Linked DNA regions of Mus musculus: region 1 is linked to region 2. A link is a loop called in an ENCODE intact Hi-C map of the cell type or tissue named here. Cell type or tissue: left cerebral cortex. All regions are shown on one strand. Links, peaks and the distances in the headings refer to the core of each region. The heading gives the core; the rest is flanking DNA. Region 1 overlaps Magi2 (membrane associated guanylate kinase, WW and PDZ domain containing 2). Region 2 overlaps Magi2 (membrane associated guanylate kinase, WW and PDZ domain containing 2).

Region 1 (5,389 bases), core at 89-5,088, 78 kb after region 2:
TACAAACTTTGTTTTTAATTTTTTTCAATGAAAATGAAAACCCAAAAACTCACTTTTATGCTTGTCTTGAATCTCCTTGCTTTTTTGGCTCTTAGAATTTCCATAAAGCACAAGGTATTGGTACATAACTGTAAACCTAACGCTCTCCGGATGTTAAGGAAGGAGGTGCCTTTCTCCATCCCTACCTTTTGATGCAGGTGTTCCTACTGAGCCTGTAGCTCAGCACTTCAACAAACCTAGCTGGCCAGTGAGCACCCGTTATCTACCCATCTCTACCTCTCCACCACTATTTCCTGAATTTTATGTGAGTCCTGTGGATTGACTGAGACTCCTTCTCAGTCCCTATCCTTTTAGTTTGTTTTAATGCACTACTGTTAACAGGAGGCTCTACAGTGCTCACGACCACCACAAATACTCAGGCATTGTATTTGGTACACGTGCAGGGTCTGGATTGGCTAATCCCTGTTCCACAGACCAGGGCTTGGCAGCTGTCCTCCAGGTTTGCTTGTCATGCTCTGAGATGATGACCCAGCTCCATTCCTGTCTCAAATTATAGTGACCCGTAAGCTGAGAAACTGATTAGAAACACAGTCAACATGCACCTTGAAATCAGCTCATTGCTTCCTGTCTAAAACTCTTTTTTCAAGCCTTCCCTTAAACTTCACCATTAGTGTGGGTGCATGTCATGAGTTGTAGAAGTACACATGTGCTGCGGAGGTCACACATGGAGGGCAGAGGACAATTTCCTGGACTCACTTCTCTCCTGCCACCTTTACATGGGTTCTAGAGATTGATCCTAAGTCATCAGGCTTAAATTTCCGACTTCAGACATCTTGGCTCGACACTTTCCTGACAATTCGCCCTTCAGAAAATGCATACATTTCTATCTGGCACTCTAAATTTCCATACGGTATGTTTATGATGATGTAACTGTTTCCCATGATCCCACAGCATGCCTCAGGAGAAGTGTTCCAATGTCTCCTTGCTTTCCTATGTGGCAGCAAGCTTCCCCAACCCCATGTTGATGGGACAGCCATGTTCTGTAAATACAGGTAACACAGCTGTGTTTTGTAAACACTCATTATACATAAATAGTCCAGAGCACTTTAAAAAGAAAGGTAAAATTGTGGTCACCGTTGTCCCTATGGTTATCATTTAATGCCTTGAAGAGCTTAAAGACATTACTGGTGTTTGGAGCCTGGACTGGCTGTGGCTCTAGGTGTTCAGTCAAGAGTAAAATAAAGGTAGACGAAGACAACATAGCAGGCAAATGTTATTTGAAATAAAGCCGTAGTGTAGGTTAAGAAGGAAAATGTATATAATCAAAATTGTCATTGGTGCGTAAAGCTGAAGGTATTAAAGGACTCCAAGTTATTGCCAGGGATATCGTTTATGGAGTTCCAGGGTAGGAAAAATTTCATGACATAATTTGAGAAAGTTCTACTGTGATTGGCAGGCTTGAGTTATAAAAGCCTTTGCTGACTGAGCAGATCCCTTCCTCTAGGTGGTTTTAATCATGTATTTATACATGGGTATACAATGGTAAACAGGGGTTCTTTCCTAAAAGTTCACTTAAAGGACACAGTTTGCTTTGTTGTATATTCATACAAAACTGCCTCAGGCATATTGGTCCTCCTACTCTCTCGCCTGGATGTGTTGCCAATACCTTTGACTAGAATCTGTCCAAGCCTGATGGTTATTAGGGAGAGAAGAGATATACTTCATTCCTCGGAGAGGAGAGACATACTTCATTCCTCGTAGTTGGGTTGATGCAGTTAGGATTCCTATATTTTTAGATGAACTGTGTGTTTACATAGTACATGAATGAAAGAGTCTCAAGCTGCCAAGTGTATTATCAGAAGAGCAATGTGTATGTAGCCCATAAACCAATTGCAGTCCTTGATAGCTAAACTGTTTCTTATGCTTGCCTGCTTTAAGGGCGGGGAGGAGCTCCATGGCCAGGTGTTCTCTTAAGGAAGGCAGGCAGCTTTCACATCAGTCATCAAGTTGCTAAGGATGGGTACCAACAGTGACCTGATTTTATTGTTTTTCTATCGTTTGTGCCCAGAATCCAGGTTTGGAACTGTTTCTTATATTCCGGGATTCTTCCATAATCCCGACAGATGGCAATTACATGAGAAATCTCCCAACACACTAACAACTTCCAGGTACACTGTTTGCAACAACAGTTTACATATTTGGCCAAAGTTCCACAAATTCATCCTTGAGTGCCTTTAGACTTCTTGGATAAATACCATCTTGTCCCTGTACTTGATTTACATCCAGTTTATCAACCAGACATGAACACCTCATGTATTCCTTTTTGGTCTATTGCCTCTGATCTGATATAGAAGTCCAACTTTGCTCCTTTCTCTCTACCTTAGATTTTGTTTTTAACAGTAGAGATAGAATCCAGGCAGGTCAAGCCCAGTGCCAGAGGCATCTCCAGCTCTTTGTTGATCTTTCTTAATGTTCAAAAAGTCACTGTACTAAAATAAGGTCCACAACTTTACAAACTTCTTTTGATCATATTTAATTTTCATTCCTCATAGTCCATGATCAGGCTAAGCATTTTGATTTTGTTATTTAAGATACATGGCCAGGATATGAACATCACTTCAATGTTTAAAAAAAAAAGTTATAAAGGATCATTAGAACTTAGTCCGTGACTGATGGGTGAGAAGAGTATCAGTGGCCTTATTATACCCCTATATATAATAACTAGTCATCAAGAGTTTAAGATAGAAGTGCCAGTATGGTATTGTCGTAAAAATACAAGCAGTCCCAATCACAAGACACGGATGGACATGCAACTTACTATCTCCCTGAGTGGTTAGTTGATGATTTCTCTTTGAGTCATCTTCCTGAAAAAGCTGGGCAACGTTCTTAAACTTTATTTAGTTCTGATTTCTCGAGAGAACAGTTGTTTGTTCTGAGGGCCCTCTCATTCTTCAAATTTACATATTTTCTATTTGAAGCACTCCCCAAAGTTTTCACTGTGTGCAATGATTCTTCACTGCTTGTTCCCCAGTTCCTGCCAAGAACCATGGTGTGCACTGTTTGGTAATTGCCACTGTTAAGCCCTCTGAAGGGCCTTTGTTCAGGGGTTAGATTTACTGATTCTAGTTTCTGTTGTTCTGGTAGCAATGAAAAGGCAAATGATGAGCAGGCTTTCAATAATCAGGCCTTTATCAGTGCCAACACTACCCTGAACTAGCTGCACCCTCAGCCACTGTGGCATGCAACTATAGAAACTCAAAGGAATTGAATGATGACAGGAACTGCAGAGCTTTAAAAAAAAAAAAAAAAAAACACCCATTGTACCCCTGTGTCCTCTGGCATGGCCACCCTGGGAGGACAAACTAGGTCATTTGAATGCCTGCTTGTACTTGACTCCATCTGGTCAGTAAGACCTCTATCTTCTTTAGGCTTCCCACAAGTGTTTCTTTGATACCATAACCAGTGGGGTTGTCAGCACAATTCCTTATGTAAGTCTGGCCTACTTTTTCCTGCGGTTTGTAGGCATCTGGTTGTCAGTTTTCTCACCTTCAGAAGCTTTGCTGTGTGGTTCTGGTAGTACGTGTCATACTGTTGTATGTGTGCGCGCGTGTGTATAAGGGACTGCCTTTTCGTATGCAAACACTGCAATTTTGCAGGTGGTAAGTGAAATGGGTTCTCTGTGAAGTTTGACAACAAGGTTAGTTCTTTTGGATCTTCTCCCTCCCTCACAGGAAAATCATTTGTCACTCAGCTTCAGAGAAAGGCACGTTTGCCAGATCTAGCTCCTCCAACTTCTCGTCCTAACCTATTTCTCCAGGATGCTTACACTAGATCACAGCATGTGCTAAGATGTTAAACACTGTATTCTTCAATGTCATCCTTGGCCTTGTGCTTCCCTCTGCATGCCTTTGAATAAGCACATGCGTGCACACATGTATGTCTATCAACTAACAGACGTAGACCAACATCTTACTTAAAGAGTTACCAATTCTAAAAAAGTCTTTTCTCTTTGGGCTCATGAAAGATGGGCCTCGTTATTAGTATTTATCCCAGCTTTCTTTTGCCAAATGAAATATTATTTTTTAGTTAATTAAAAAATCATTTACCCACCTTAGAATTCTCACAAGTGCTAAGACTAGTTTGACCTTCCTTTTAGAACTAGGTGCTGGAGTCAAGACACTAGAACTCAGATTCATGAGCTGTAAGTATATGGAAAGAAACATTGTATGTTTGCCAATCTACTTTAGGAAATTGTACGCTGATCAATACTTATTGATAACCAGGCACAGCCTACTCACCCTATATAATAAATTTCCTGATTTCTAGGAAGCTGCCATTATCTGAAGAGGGAAGGGATAATTCCTTTGTAAAACCCACTTTTTTCAACACCCAAACCTTATGTACTATTTAGAGTAAGAACAAAAGTGACAGAAATACTGTGCTCCATATTTTAATAATCATCTTTTTTAGATGTTAAAAATATTGGAGGTGGGTTTGGTGCATTTACACACATACACACACACACACACACACACACACACACACACACACACACACACATGCATCTGTATGAGTATGTGCCCGTGCATACAGGTCCTGGCAAATGCCACAAGAGGGTATCAGATCCCCTTCGGCTCTGATGTGTTGTAGACAATCATGTGTTGCTCAGTGTTAGTACTGGGGACAAAACTTCAGTCCTCTGCAAGAGCATCAAGTGTTCTTAATTGTTGATCAATCTTTCCAGCCCTACTGTTATTACTTAACATTCTTTTCCTGCTTATTTACTGTGTACAGAGTTTGTGCTAACCAAAATATATTGCACAATTTCACTAACTCCCCTCCTCCTATCAGCAGATTTTATTTGTACATTTTCAGGTAGGAATTCTGAAGCTTACTTTACCTTCCAACTTAAAATAACCAATGGCTTTTATAAAGAAGATAGGTCTTTATAGCATGCCCTTGTCTGCCCTGACTAATGCAGTAACCACCAAGCATACACAATCTTTAACTTTAAATTAATTTAAGTGAAATATTAGTGCTCTCATATACATTGGCCATATTACGCACACTGCTACTACACCACAGAGCATGAACCATCCCCATTACTCCAGAAAGGTCTACTGTGTTTAAAGCTAGAGGTGGCAGCAGGAACCTGGGAGAGTGGGGCCTACAAATGAGGAATTCTACAGTCTTGTGCAAAAGCCAACTTTATTGGGAGCATCAGACAATTTATACTCTGAGGCTTAAGAAGAGTCATCTGAGTAAAGTGTATAATTACAAACACACACCACATGTACATGGCAAAAACATATTTTCCCATAGAGGCATATGAATTCCAGCAGCTGAAGTAAGTTTACTTTTATCCAATATTCCTAGAAGGGGCACAAAA
Region 2 (5,389 bases), core at 291-5,290:
GTTGAATGCCTGTTTTTTTTCAGGCTGTGTTTAAATTACCTTAACAAAAATAGCTAATATGTTAAACATTCACACTCTGTTCATTTAATCCTCACATTATGAATATGAGGCTTGCATAAATCAATAGCTGCTTGCCAAGAAGCTGTGGAACCGAGAAATGATAGAGCCAGTATTCCTTTCTTCTGTTTTTTTAACAAATATTTACTACATACATGGTGTGCATCAAGAACGATTTTACACATACACTAGTTGAATAAACTGACAAGGTTCATGGTTACATGCTGTGTAGTTTGTCTTTAGGAGTATGTTTCTTAACTGGAAATACCCTCTTCCAGAGGCTAAATGTTCCATAGAGAAGAGTGGCGTTAATCTCAATTGACATGCTTTGGGGATCCCATTACATAGTTTCTTTGTTTGGGAGTCAGTTTAGTTAGTGACTCAAGACAGACTGGCAAAAAAAAACCCCAAAAAAACAAAAAACAAAACAAAACAAAACAAATAAAAAACCCAAAGAGGCAACGAGAACCTGTTGTTTCCTACCATTTTCAAGAGTGGTGTGGACACTTTGGCACCTTAAATAATGCAGTTTTCAATGACGGGCTTTGACACTGGAAACACATGTGGAAAATGCTAGCAGTGCAGCTGGTTTTCAAATCTGTGTAAGAGATGAAATTGTTTTAACCTGTAAACACACACACACACACACTGTGTTTCCTTTTTGTTTCTATTTCTGTATCTTGTTACGTTTAAGTAAATCATCATTAATCATGTCCAGCAAAAAAAGCTTCCCACAGCTAGAAGATAAAATACTTTGGGAATTTATTGTGAAGAAATAGAAGCCTTTTTTCTTAACTTGGCAACATCAGAGAACCACTTTCTCTTCTCGGCACGGCGTGTTACTTCCAGGCACAAAGCTTGACTGCATTTGCTTTATATGTTTTATAAAAATAATAGATACACTTCATATTTTTCCTTCCTACATGGTTTTCTGTACCTGCACAAGATTCATGGTTAAACTTCAGACAAGAAATAAGTATTTTAGGCAAAATCTTACAAAATGTATATCTCTAATAGGGAAAACAATAGTTATAATAAAATTTCTTTTGGAAAATGCTTGTTACATGCACGTAAAGAAATGTTATATGAATTCACATACTCATAAAGTAAGTCTTTTAATAAATCATATCATGAGGGAAAATATCCAAAATTAATTAGAGGTAATATATTTCCAACCAATTATATCTATTGAGCCTCTAATGGTCTCTTTTTGAATGAAAATACAGAAAGAAGAGAAAGTCTTTGGAAAAGGAGATAATCCTGAGTTGTTTTGCTTTGTTTTGGCTATGATATAGGAATAAATTCATATGACTTTAAATAACTCTAGTTTAGATTTTAGCAAAATGCAGTCAACAGTCTGTCTTACTTTTATTCTGAAACTACACAATGACTGCTTTTTAAACTTGAATGTCCACACACATTTCAATTATCTCCTGACTCAACCTGTTGACTTACAGAGAATGGGGAGAAACATTGAATTAGTAGCACTCATCAAATTTAAATTGTAAAAGAAAACCATCCAAGAATGCATAGAATATAAGAAACCTTGTTTTGGCCTAGCTAGTAATGTATGGAAAAGTCAGAATAAAGGTGAAAGAAATCGAACAGAAAGAGAAGGGAAAGAAAGCATGCATTAAAGATGACTTTGAAGTGAGTTGCTCCTAAGAATGGGGCTTGAATCCTGACGGGGGTGAAACAAGAAGTGTGAAAAATATGGGATGGGGGAGAAAGCACAGCATAAACTGTAGAAAAATTATTAAGTTCTGCTCCACTGAATACCTGTTTGTAGCATTTTCTGATTAACTTAATTTTTTTTTTTTTTTGACATTACATGGACTTAAACCTAAGGTCTTATGCTGACTCCACAAACACTTTACCATTGAGCTATATCTCCAATCATTATTTTAGTATAGTCTTTACTTTAAATCCGGAGACCTAATATTTGTATGCAAATTACACAAATATGAGTTCTTTAGAAAAATTATTTTAGGGGGAAGAAGTCAGATGTGAAGGATTGAAATGTAATTTGCCAGTGTCTTGAATCGGAAATTTAAGTTGACTTCAGGAAGAACACTTTTCTAGTGGCATTATTGGTGCCTGCTCACCCCGAGTGCTCTCTGTGCACATGCAGTTTAATATGGCAAATACCTGCTGAGCACAAGGCATTCAACACGTTCAGTGGATTTAGTGATTGCAACCTTCAAGTCGTATGAAAAGTTTCTTCTAAATGACTATCAGGAGATCAGACTAGATCCCTGATAACCACTAGTAGAGGAGAGAAACATGTTCCTATGAAAAAGAGACTGGGAAACAACACACATGTCTCCTTTCAGATAGTCAAACACATGAGTGTGGGACTGCTTGGCTCTGGGTTTACTCCAGTCCTTTCAGCTCCATGTGTGGGTTATGTAACCTTGGACAAGTTACCCAGGGCTTCTCAACCTCTGCTTCTGCATCTGTAAAGTGGATGCATGATGATTTTCAGCCACAAGGAACCAATCAGAAGTGAGAGGCAGGCTCTGCAGCTTTGCCTCCACGTGACTGCTGTGCTATAAGTAGCTTCTCCCGTTGAGATGAAGCACGTTTTGCGTGAGAAGATGAGATGTTATTATTTAACTTGATGCTTTGCCAACTTGGCAAAGGTTAAGGGCACAACATGTATGGGCACTCCTGATCCACTTGTAGGTCAATCTGTGCATATCCTCCAAGGTATTGGGATATGAATTTAAACTAGAATGACTCTCCAATTCTGGCTTATTATAGTCCTCTATCGTTTATTACAGTGCTTAATGTGTAGTTTAACATGAGCTTTTTGGGTAGATAGGACAAGCCATGCGTTCTGGATTTTCATCAAGGTTATTAAACATGACATCAACTAAACCTGAATAGCTATTGATTCTTTTCATGAGCATTTAGCTTCATCTATAGAAACATATAAATTGAGACATTACTATGTTTCAAAGCTCATGGAAATGCATGTACCATTTATTCACTAGAATAAGAACAGTCTCTGTGTAAATGGAACCTAAATAGGTCCATCTCTGTTAAAGCCTGGTATAAATAAGCCCATCGGGGAAAAGCACAGTATAAGATTATACTGCAGCAGCATTTCCTTTTAATGTCATTTTTGGTGACACACATCTTGGATAGATATAGAAAATTGATGTCAAGCACCTGAATCTGCCCTAGCTAGCAAAATGAAAAGACATTCCTTCCTTGAATTTAAGAAGAGATAGCATCCAGACTGGGGGGGTAGGGGGAACTCTCAACGATCCCATTTTGTGTGGTTTCCTGCCCACCATTAAATCCTATCCTCAAATGGAATTATTAAGGTTTAAAATACATAATTTGAGGGAAGTGGAAAAGCTATTTAGTGTGTTGTCTCCCAAAGGCATTAAAAATATCCCCTTTGTAAGGCATCTTGGAGGAGCATGCAAATTACAAGGCTGCTGAGCGCCACTATTGAGAAATACTGTGCTGGGTCTTCATGTGATGTTTAAGACAATTACTGGAGGTAACTACTACCCACATTTCTTTCAGAATCATTTCTGAAGAACAGCTAAAAATACTGTTAACTATAAGAGACTCAATCTGTCAAAATGTATTAAAGTGACACACTGCTAACGCTAGTTCAACCTAAAAATCCATATTCTGTAATGAAATGCTTTATATAAACTCAGCAAAGCTGGGAGCTCACAGCTCTTTCCTAAATTAGCCAGTGTTTGAGACCTAGGCTAGTGTGGTATAGAAATGCTAATTTGACTCCTGTGGTGGCATACTAATGGCCCCTTAATATTTATCCATAGATATATTTGCTTTTATGGATAGTCTAAAGAACTTGGAAATTACTTTTCTCCAAAAGAGATAAAGAATTTAGAAAAGCCAAGTGTGGATGAAAAGGGGGGACATTTCTGCCTCTTGCCTATCTCCTGATGTATTCCCCTACCTGGTACAAAATGGTCACTGGTAAACATGTACACCGCACCCACTGAACACACACCCAGGCACAGGCACAGGCACAGGCACATGTGTGTGCGAGCACACACACACACACAGGAACCTGTGATCTTCTCACTGAGGTTCGTGCTTCTCCTCTGTCATAAAACACTACCATGCCTCGTGCCTGTTTCCTGATCCCCACGTTCAGAATACTCACCTCAGTTAAGTGGAAAGTAATGGATTATGTTGATATCTGACTAGGACCAGATGAACATGTCCACAATAATTTCAACCCTCTTGAAACTTGATAATGTGGCAACACCAGGTGTACAGAGGTCAAATTGAGGGATGGGTAAAAGCTGGCATATTTGCTAGATGATTTATTTATTGGTCGACTTCACAGACATTACCTGATTAAGCCATTAGCGTCCCATCCAGTCCCTCTGCTGCTGACTGCTCATACAGCTGAGGAACGTTACAGGTAGGATTTTCTCCTTGCCTCACAGGAATGACTAAAGGAAAAGGGGATTTCCTCGGCCTCTGAATTTCATAACTCACGGATCTTAATGTTTGTGCTGGTTAGCGTTGAGGAGTTTTGTTATGTTTTTTGTAATTTTTTTTTTTTTTACTTTTTTTTTGTCACCTTGACACTACAGTCACTGGGAAAGGGGACCAACTTCAATTGGAGGGTTACCTCAATCAGAATGCCCTGTGGAATTACATACCTGTGGGCGTTTTCTTGATTAATGATTGACATGAGGACCTAGGGAGCTCAGAGCAGTGCAAAGGCTGGGCAGGTAGTCCTGGGTGTATAAGAAAGTAGGCTGAGAGAGCCATCAAAAACAAGCTAGTCAGCAGCGTTCTTGGTGGTCTCTGCTTCAGTTCCCACCTGAAGCTCCTGCCCTGGCTTTCCTGGATGACAGACTGTGACAGAAATGTAAGCCAAACAAGCTGTTCTTCTCTGAAGTTGCTTTGGGTCACAGTACTCATCACAGCCCTGGAAAGCCAAGCAGGACATCGGTCTCAGAACAGAGATGCCCTCCTTAGAAGCAGAGGAACAAAGCTCATCTAGAAAATGCTGCTTGAAGACTACTTGGACCCATCAGCTGACTTTCCAAAGTCCATCTCGGCTGTATCCTCCCTTTTTGCTGGCTTGAGATCTCCTTTGTGAAGTAGAAAACAGTCTCAAGATTCCGTTAATGATTGTACTCTGGAGGAAATGTTTCTGATCTTCACTTCCAGTACCTCTGATTGTCTGGCTGATATCTGAGACCCTGCTATAGCTGGAAGGAAAAATATACAAGATGTCTGTCTGGATCCCAGTGTATCTACTAGGTCCACTGTGAGCTGAACCTCCTATGTTTCTTTCATTGCTCTTTTGATTGTTTCTTGT

Evidence for each region. Hi-C counts contacts between places; a loop is a spot of excess contacts. Peaks named below come from ENCODE experiments on the same cell type or tissue, not always from the same donor. Only the 100,000 strongest peaks of a DNase experiment are listed, where the experiment ranks them.
Region 1: a loop joins it to region 2, with 2.7 times the contacts of the local background. A loop is called at or near these places in 3 of 42 quality-filtered maps.

The regions. Positions count from the first base shown.
Region 1 is chr5:20,300,209-20,305,597 of GRCm38, forward strand. All of the region lies in intron 6 of Magi2 (membrane associated guanylate kinase, WW and PDZ domain containing 2), which reads left to right. Among named protein-coding and RNA genes, the nearest start is that of Gm25761, 190 kb to the left of the region's middle. In left cerebral cortex, for the core only: no CTCF peak of the experiment used is centred there; DNase peaks (open chromatin) are centred at 3,015 and 3,605; H3K27ac peaks cover 2,587 bases.
Region 2 is chr5:20,221,904-20,227,292 of GRCm38, forward strand. All of the region lies in intron 5 of Magi2 (membrane associated guanylate kinase, WW and PDZ domain containing 2), which reads left to right. Among named protein-coding and RNA genes, the nearest start is that of Gm25761, 110 kb to the left of the region's middle. In left cerebral cortex, for the core only: no CTCF peak of the experiment used is centred there; DNase peaks (open chromatin) are centred at 2,546 and 3,636; H3K27ac peaks cover 2,513 bases.